Linked DNA regions of Homo sapiens: all the other regions are linked to region 2. The links are chromatin loops, found by intact Hi-C in ENCODE. Cell type or tissue: heart right ventricle. All regions are shown on one strand.

Region 1 (2,500 bases), 44 kb after region 2:
GAGTTAATATACCTATTCAACAACATCTTCAGCACAATATCAAGTATTTCTTTTGTGGGTAAAATAAAATCACAAAGCAACTAACTGCTTGTCTTTGATTTGCACAAATTCTCAAAATTTGAATATTTCCCCCACAAAATCAGACTATCTTAACATTTTCATTCATCTTTCTCCCAGTCTCCCCCCGGCCCCGACCCAAAAAAAGGCATTGGCTTGTTTCTTCATCCACACAGACATTCCATACATAGCCTGAATTTCAGAACTTAGGCCATGCAGCTTCATGTTCAGCAGAACAGAAAGCACTGGTTCCCAAAAAAAATCTCAACACCTCGCACTCCCAAAATTAGTCTCCAAATCACCAGCCCTTATGTAGGAAAGCAGGATCCAGTATCATAAACTTAAAAAATTAAAGGAGGGTTGGAAGAAAGGTATAAATGAGATTACACTCTTACCCATGGTGACTCATTCTCATATGCTCAAGATTAAACAGAGCACTGAATCTAGGATGAGGAAAGAATTTTTTCCTCAGGGGAAGAAAGGGGTGTGGGATTTCCAAATGTGCACTACAGTAGGATCAGCTGTGTGGATCAGGTGAGCAAATCCCACATAATTAACTTCCTACTACTGTGAAGGAGCAAACACAGGTGAGGCGCACGCCTTCCTGAAAGGTATTTGCATAAAGACCCTTCTGTTGTTTCCAATGCTACTGAGATTGAACGGTGAAGCAGGAGAGATTGGGCTGGCACAACAATCTGAATACTTAACCTACTGTGCCGTGCACTTAAAAATGATTAAGATGGTCAAGTTTATGTTATGTGTTGTTGTTGTTGTTGTTTTGTTTTAAACACAATTGAAAATAAAAATTAAAAAGGCAGCAATTGGGATGAACTGCTCCACGAGACAGCTAAAAGGCTCTGGAAATGTGCAAGGGTTTGAATGCTGGAAATCACAGCAACCCACTAAAGATGGAGGTGGATATAGAAATGGTAATGAGAACAGCTCTGGTCTGGGCATCAGGAAGCTGTGTTCTAGTCTTATCTCTGCATGCTGAAACCAGCTGGCCTTGGACTCAGGGTATTTCCTAGGCCTAAATTAAGAATAGAAAGAGTAAAAAATGTTTTTCTTCTTTCATTAAGAAAAATTAGCCTTTATCCTCTTTGAGTCATTTTCTTCTCCTTGAGGTATTTCAATAAAAATCTCGAAGAAAATCTGTTCTGCTTTGGAAGTACATGGTTTAGAAAAACAACAGATCCTGTTTGAAAACAAACAGATGTTTTCAATGCTAGAACTTAGTTGAAGGATGAAAAATATTTCAGTATCTATGTTTCAATTTCACTTAGTAAAAGCATGGGCTTCTCAACATATAACTAATTCTCCAACTTGGGGCAAAGCACATTTGCTAAAAAATGTATTGTGCATAAAAGCTACTATAAAAGAGTATTTTTTAGTTATTTAAGAATCACTGGCATAAGCAGGTAGATATTAAAGATTTGGAAATCTCTGAGTATTAAAAATTATAACTTAAAACAAAGAAATAATGAATAACAATGTACTACACATTTTAAGTGAATCTATGCACATTTTCTATTCAAATATAAGTAAACAAAAATATTACAAGGTCAAATATGTATATTATAGTTTAATGATAAATCTTCTACACTAAGTTTTTTTTAAAAGAAACACTTCCCTTTAGTAACTTAGGCAAAGGGCAATAAATCTGCTTACCTAATATTTTGTAACCCTTTTTTTCTCTATACTTTAAACTCAAAATGGAAAACTGTAAGTTAAAATACCCCCACTGAAAATTTATAAGTGATTTCTCAATGTTGCATTTGGATAGCTATTTAATGTTATGCTTCTCTCTAAGAGCATTTACACTTGTTTTCAGAAAATATAAATATTCATTGGAAACACCCATCACTATGTTAAACAGTATATGAGTTAGAATAAATAACAAGGAAGAAAAAAAAATCTGAAAAAAAGTTAGGAATACTCAGAGGCTCATAAAAAGGAGATACACCAAGATATATACCAAGTGTACGATTTTAAAAACAAAAGAAAGCAAGAAAATAAGGTCACCTGAAATGAAGAGAGCAAGTCCTGAGCCCAGTCTTCAAAGTGCAGGGTACAAGTCACAGGAGTCTAGCCTTCCTTGATTGAGTAAATGGAAGAAGCTGGTTTTGGGTCTCCACCAGCATACAGCAACAACCCTTCTATTCACTTCAGAGCAAAGTGATCTACTAACTAAACTTACTCGGACTCTCAGTGCAATGAGAGGGTGTGGTAGACACTTCGTACAATAACAATAATGATCCTCAACACTTACAAAGCAGATATGAAGATTCTATAAAATCTTGTGAGCAGATGGCAGGGAGAGAACATGAAAGACAGTAAAAAGGATTAGCAAGCTAGTTAATATACTATAGTGGTGAAAAGTTCTAAAGTACAACCTGGGTTTCTAGAGCATGTATGTGGAAAAGTCAATACTTTAATACAGAGA
Region 2 (2,500 bases):
ATGGCATAGATTAAGAAGGGGAGCTTATTCTCTCACAAGTGAAGCCCCAACTCCAGCTCCATATGGCATTCTAATCATTATGAGCTGTTATAAGGAATAATTAGAAATAAAAACCACCCAGCATTAGCCATCAAGAATTTCTTCCGTTTCCTTTCACAGCCTAGTCTTTTCACCAAATGGCTTAGGAGGCAGCCATAACCACCCCCCTTTTCACACTCTACCATCCAGGCTCTTTCTCTTTGCTGCTCTGTTCTCAAAACTTGGACATGTGCCTGACAAAAAGTAGAGACTCAGGCCAGGCACAGTGGCTCACGCCTGTAGTCCCAGCACTTTGGGAGGCCATGAAGGATGGATCATTTGAGATCAGGAGATCAAGACCAGTCTGGCCAACATGGTGAAACCCTGTCTCTACTAAAAATACAAAACAATGAGCCAGGCATGGTGGTGCACACCCGTAATCCAAGTTACTGGGGAGACTGAGGCATGAGAATCACTTGAACACCCAGGAGACGGAGGTTGCAGTGAGCCAAGATTGCGCCACTGCACTCCAGCCTGGGTGACAGGTGAGACCCTATCTCGAAAAAAAAAAAAAAAAGAGCAAGACTCAATTTAGTGTGGATGGGTAAACAAATGCTCCACGTAAGATAAACCCTATAGGGATCATCATTACAGTCATCAATACACAACTAAGTGTTCGTTATTAAGTGGTTCACTGGTAGACATACCAGAAAAACCATAAAAAATTACTATGACAATGAATTTTAAAATTACCATTTAACTTGTGGAAATATGTTTATATTTTAAATGTAAAAATAAGACTGCTAAAAATCACTTTGAGTGCCCTTATAAGAAGGATGAATGAACAGAAAGACTTCCGCCACAGTATAGAGAAGGAGCAGCAAACATGTCATGTAAATGTATACTGGATGCAGTGTATTGATATGGGTTTCTTTTCTTCTCTATTCTTTTGTCTGCCCCCTAGTGGAGTGTTTATGAGCAGGGAAAATTTCAAAAAAGGCAAGCACTGCCAACACGTGGGAAAACAAACAAAAACACAACAACAATATAAAACACAAAGCACAAAGAGGTTACCTGTAGTTTGAACTGCAAATCAGTCACTCAAAAATAGAAAGGTTACTTGTGAATTCCTATTAAACCCTTTTGTCCTAAAGCCAAAACTTTTGTTTCAACTTAGGTAGGTTTAACTATTTCCTTGTGCACCTTTGGACTTTTGATCATTGCCTTTTAAGGAAAAGCTGACATCTTTGATTGCATCTAGGTAGTATATTGCTTTCTTAATATTTAAGAAGACAATTTACTGGCTGCTAGTTTCTAGACTGACATGGTCTGGCCACTTTACTTTTGGTTTTCAGATGTCCTAGACGTGAATAACTAAAACAAAATCATTTCCATAAAGACAACTCTGAAAATCTGAGAAATCATTTCCACAGTATTTCAAAATCAAAGAACAGGTAAAGTAAAAGACACAATGGTTCAGTGATGGCAGGTATGGCTGTGTGACTCCTATCAGAAAGCACACTCATCTAGATGGGGATCTTTCTATCTAGAAAGGGTATGGGTTTTGTCTGTCTCTCTTCTAAACCAACTGCCCATTTTACTTACTTACTTTTTTTTTCTTGTAAAGATGAGGTTTCCTCATGTTGCCTAGGTTGGTCTCGAACTCCTGAGCTCAAACGATCCTCCTGCCTCAGCTTCCCAAAGTGCTGGGATTACAGATGTGAGCCATAGCACCTGGCCAGCTGCCCATTTTATACTGGAGTTTTATACTAACATATACAGTTATTTAAATATGAAGATAACAGACACTACAACTAATTTATGTAAACAACCAATCAGATGACCCCCTCACCCACCTACCCCCTACCATGATTAGTGACATATATTTTCAAGACAGCCGGCCAGGGTTATACAAATGACACACACTGAAAAAAACATCAGAAAACCATCCCAAAAGGGAGATACAAGTAGTGGATATAGTTTCTGGCCTTAAATGATCCACTATTCTGTTTCTTGATTTCTAGAGCAAACAGAATGTGTAACTCATGATTATTACAAACAAAATGATTTGTAGAGGCAATTCTAGATTTTCTCTCATATTTAAGTACTTGAACATATAAAACTTCCCCCTGCAACAGCAGAAATTCTGCTTCTAAAAACTGTGTAAAAATCAAATGAGAGATCCATACAAAAAATATTCTGAAATGAATAAAGGTACTAAAATAAGCAGAGTTTATTTGCTTAATTACCATTTTAACACCCTTCATAGAAGTGCATTAGTATGGTAATTTTGGCAGGTTCTAAAAGCAGTGAGCTTCCAATGATTCATGACTACATCTTACATGTATATAGTATCAGCTTATAACACCCTCACCAGCTTTTTCATGGAGGAAAGAGAGTAGTCTGAATCAGAGTAGATGAAGTATTCAAAGGTTTATTTTAATAAGCAAATGCTCAGGATATAGGAACCCAGGACTTGAAT
Region 3 (2,500 bases), 110 kb after region 2:
TAATAATATTTCACATTAGTTCAATGAATTCCTTTAGCGGATGGCAAAAAGTTATAAGAAAAAACAGTGTAAGCTGGAAAGCCCTAGAGAAATAGCCAAAGAAGCTGCTCTGAGAGTCAGAAAGCAAGAGCTACAGAAACAGGAGACTGCAACATTGCTCTCAGCCTTACCTTTGACGTCCCAGGGATAGATATTTCTTGGGAGTTTTCTTTCTTCCACTCTTGGAAGGGGATTATGGGAATACAATTGGGTCATGGTGCTGACATTAGCATTATAAATAATGCTTGGAGGCTAGACCTAAGATGCTGAGAACTGACTGTTGGATTCCCAGAACATTTTACATAATGATGTCTTGGATGCCAGGTCAGCAGACTGGCTGTCAAAAGAAATGCAGGCAGCAGAAATCCATTGGAAGTAGATGTTAGAAACTAGATATTTAGCCACAGTTTTACAATAGCTTATTTATTTTGTTTGCAGTGTGGTGTGGTGGTGTTTGCCATAATTTTGTTATTCTCTATACATAGAATTATATAGCTTGAAAAAGTATTCTTTTGCTGCTACTTAAATGTGATCTCCTTCTTGGCTTCTTATGGTTCCTATAATCAGCCATGGCAGAAATCCATGACTTGTCAAGAAACCAGCACTTCAGCACTTATGTCTGTGTTCCTGTTCAGATTTTTCTCTTCCACGTAGGTTAAATGGAGAACTGCAATTAAGTTAGAGACAAATGTAACTTGATCTGATTGGTAGAACATTGAGGTAGGAATGAAATTTTTCTTGCAGGTTGGAGGTGCAAAAAGCAGGGAGATTTAGCTTTTGCAAGAGCATCATAAAGAGATGTTCTGTATGGGGTGGGGGAAGAGGGGAGGGATAGCATTAGGGGATATACCTAATGTAAATGATGAGTTAATGGGTGCAGTACACCAACATGGTACATGTATACATATGTAACAAACCTGCACATTGTGCACATGTACCCTAGAACTTAAAGTGTTATTTGAAAAAAAAAGAGATGCACTTCAGTGTTAGCTATATCTAATATATATCTAATACTAATATGCTTTCAAGAGAAAGCGTAGTAAAACTGGGATTATTATTTTTTTAAATGATACTTTTAAAATTTCCACTACCAAATTAAGAGACAAGGTAGTGCAAAACAGAGGTTGGCAAGCTTTAGCTTAAAAAGGCTAAACAGTAAATATTTTAGGCTTGTGGGAGAGATGGTCTCTGTAGCAATTACTCAACTGCCATTGTAGTATGAAACAACCATTGATAGTATGAACGGGTGTGGCTGTGCTCCAATGAAACTTCCTTTATGAACACTGACATTTGAATTTCATGTAATTTTCACATGTCACAAAATAATATCCTTCTTTTGACTTTTTTTCAACCATTTGAAAATGTAAAAGACATTCTTAGCTTGCAGACTGTGAGGTGGCATGGTGGACTTGACATGTGGACTGTAGTTTGTCAACCCATGGTATAGAGAAGAACATAGAGATTTTGAAATCAAACAGACTCAGGTTAAAAATCTGACCCCACCCGCTATTAACAAGCTGCTAGATTGGCTGGGGGCAAATCTCTTTTGTAAGCTTCATCTCCTTCATGTGGAAAATGAGGACAGTAGAATCTCCCATTTATGGTTATTATGGGAATTAAGAAAAATAATATTAGTAAAATGCCTATTATTCTGTCCTCTCTTAACAAATGAAAACAAAATAATAAAAACTATTTTTATTAATTACATGTACCAAATTTCTGAGTCACCTACATTTGCAGTGAGAACATGTTATTGTATATTCTTTTTTTTTTTTTTTTTAGAGACAGGGTCTCACTATTTGGCACAGGCTGGTCTCGAACTCCTGGGCTCAAGTGATTCTCCTTCCTCAGCTTCCCCAAAGTGCTGGGATTACAGGTGTGAGCCACAGTGCCTGGCCACAAGGGTTTGTTTCCATCCAAATGTATTTCTGTAGTCTCCTGCTACAGTCCACATATACGCACTTAATACGAATCCAGGTGTATGTATACTTTTCCACAGGAACAGATGAATTAACATTCAAAACATGTTTTTTCTGAACTTTCTTACATTGCTCGAGGGAGAACCTTTTCAGGTTCACATTGTAATTTATACCTGGGAGTTGCTGTGTTCCCAGTTTCCTTCTTTTTTTTTTTTTTGAGATGGAGTCTCTCTCTGTCGCCTAGGCTGGAGTGCAGTGGCGCCATCTTGGCTCACTGCAACCTCTGCCTCTCGGGTTCAAGCAATTCTCCTGCCTCAGCCTCCTGAGTAGCTGGGATTACAGGCGCCCACCACCACCCTCGGCTAATTTTTGTACTTTTAGTAGAGACGGGGTTTTACCATGTTGGCCAGGCTGGTCTTGAACTCTGACCTCAGGTGATCCACCTGCCTTGGCCTCCCAAAGTGCTGGGATTACAGGCGTGAGCCACCGAGCCCGGCCAGTTTGCTGTTTTCATCAGAGCTGGTGGGACAAGAGTCTTTGGT

What was found. A loop is a pair of places that touch in the nucleus more often than their neighbours do. Peaks named below come from ENCODE experiments on the same cell type or tissue, not always from the same donor. Only the 100,000 strongest peaks of a DNase experiment are listed, where the experiment ranks them.
Region 1: it touches region 2 in a loop (2.1-fold over the local background); 17 of 110 quality-filtered maps call a loop at or near these places.
Region 3: a loop joins it to region 2, with 1.9 times the contacts of the local background. A loop is called at or near these places in 4 of 110 quality-filtered maps.

Annotation. Positions count from the first base shown.
Region 1 is chr4:143,353,768-143,356,267 of GRCh38, reverse strand. All of the region lies in intron 1 of GAB1 (GRB2 associated binding protein 1), which reads right to left. Among named protein-coding and RNA genes, the nearest start is that of MIR3139, 12 kb to the right of the region's middle. In heart right ventricle, no CTCF peak of the experiment used is centred here; no DNase peak of the experiment used is centred here.
Region 2 is chr4:143,398,036-143,400,535 of GRCh38, reverse strand. All of the region lies in intron 1 of GAB1 (GRB2 associated binding protein 1), which reads right to left. Among named protein-coding and RNA genes, the nearest start is that of MIR3139, 56 kb to the right of the region's middle. In heart right ventricle, CTCF peaks have their summits at 777 and 979 (motif pointing left); no DNase peak of the experiment used is centred here; H3K27ac peaks cover 1,456 bases.
Region 3 is chr4:143,284,007-143,286,506 of GRCh38, reverse strand. No RefSeq gene overlaps it. Among named protein-coding and RNA genes, the nearest start is that of GAB1, 52 kb to the left of the region's middle. In heart right ventricle, no CTCF peak of the experiment used is centred here; no DNase peak of the experiment used is centred here; H3K27ac peaks cover 1,666 bases.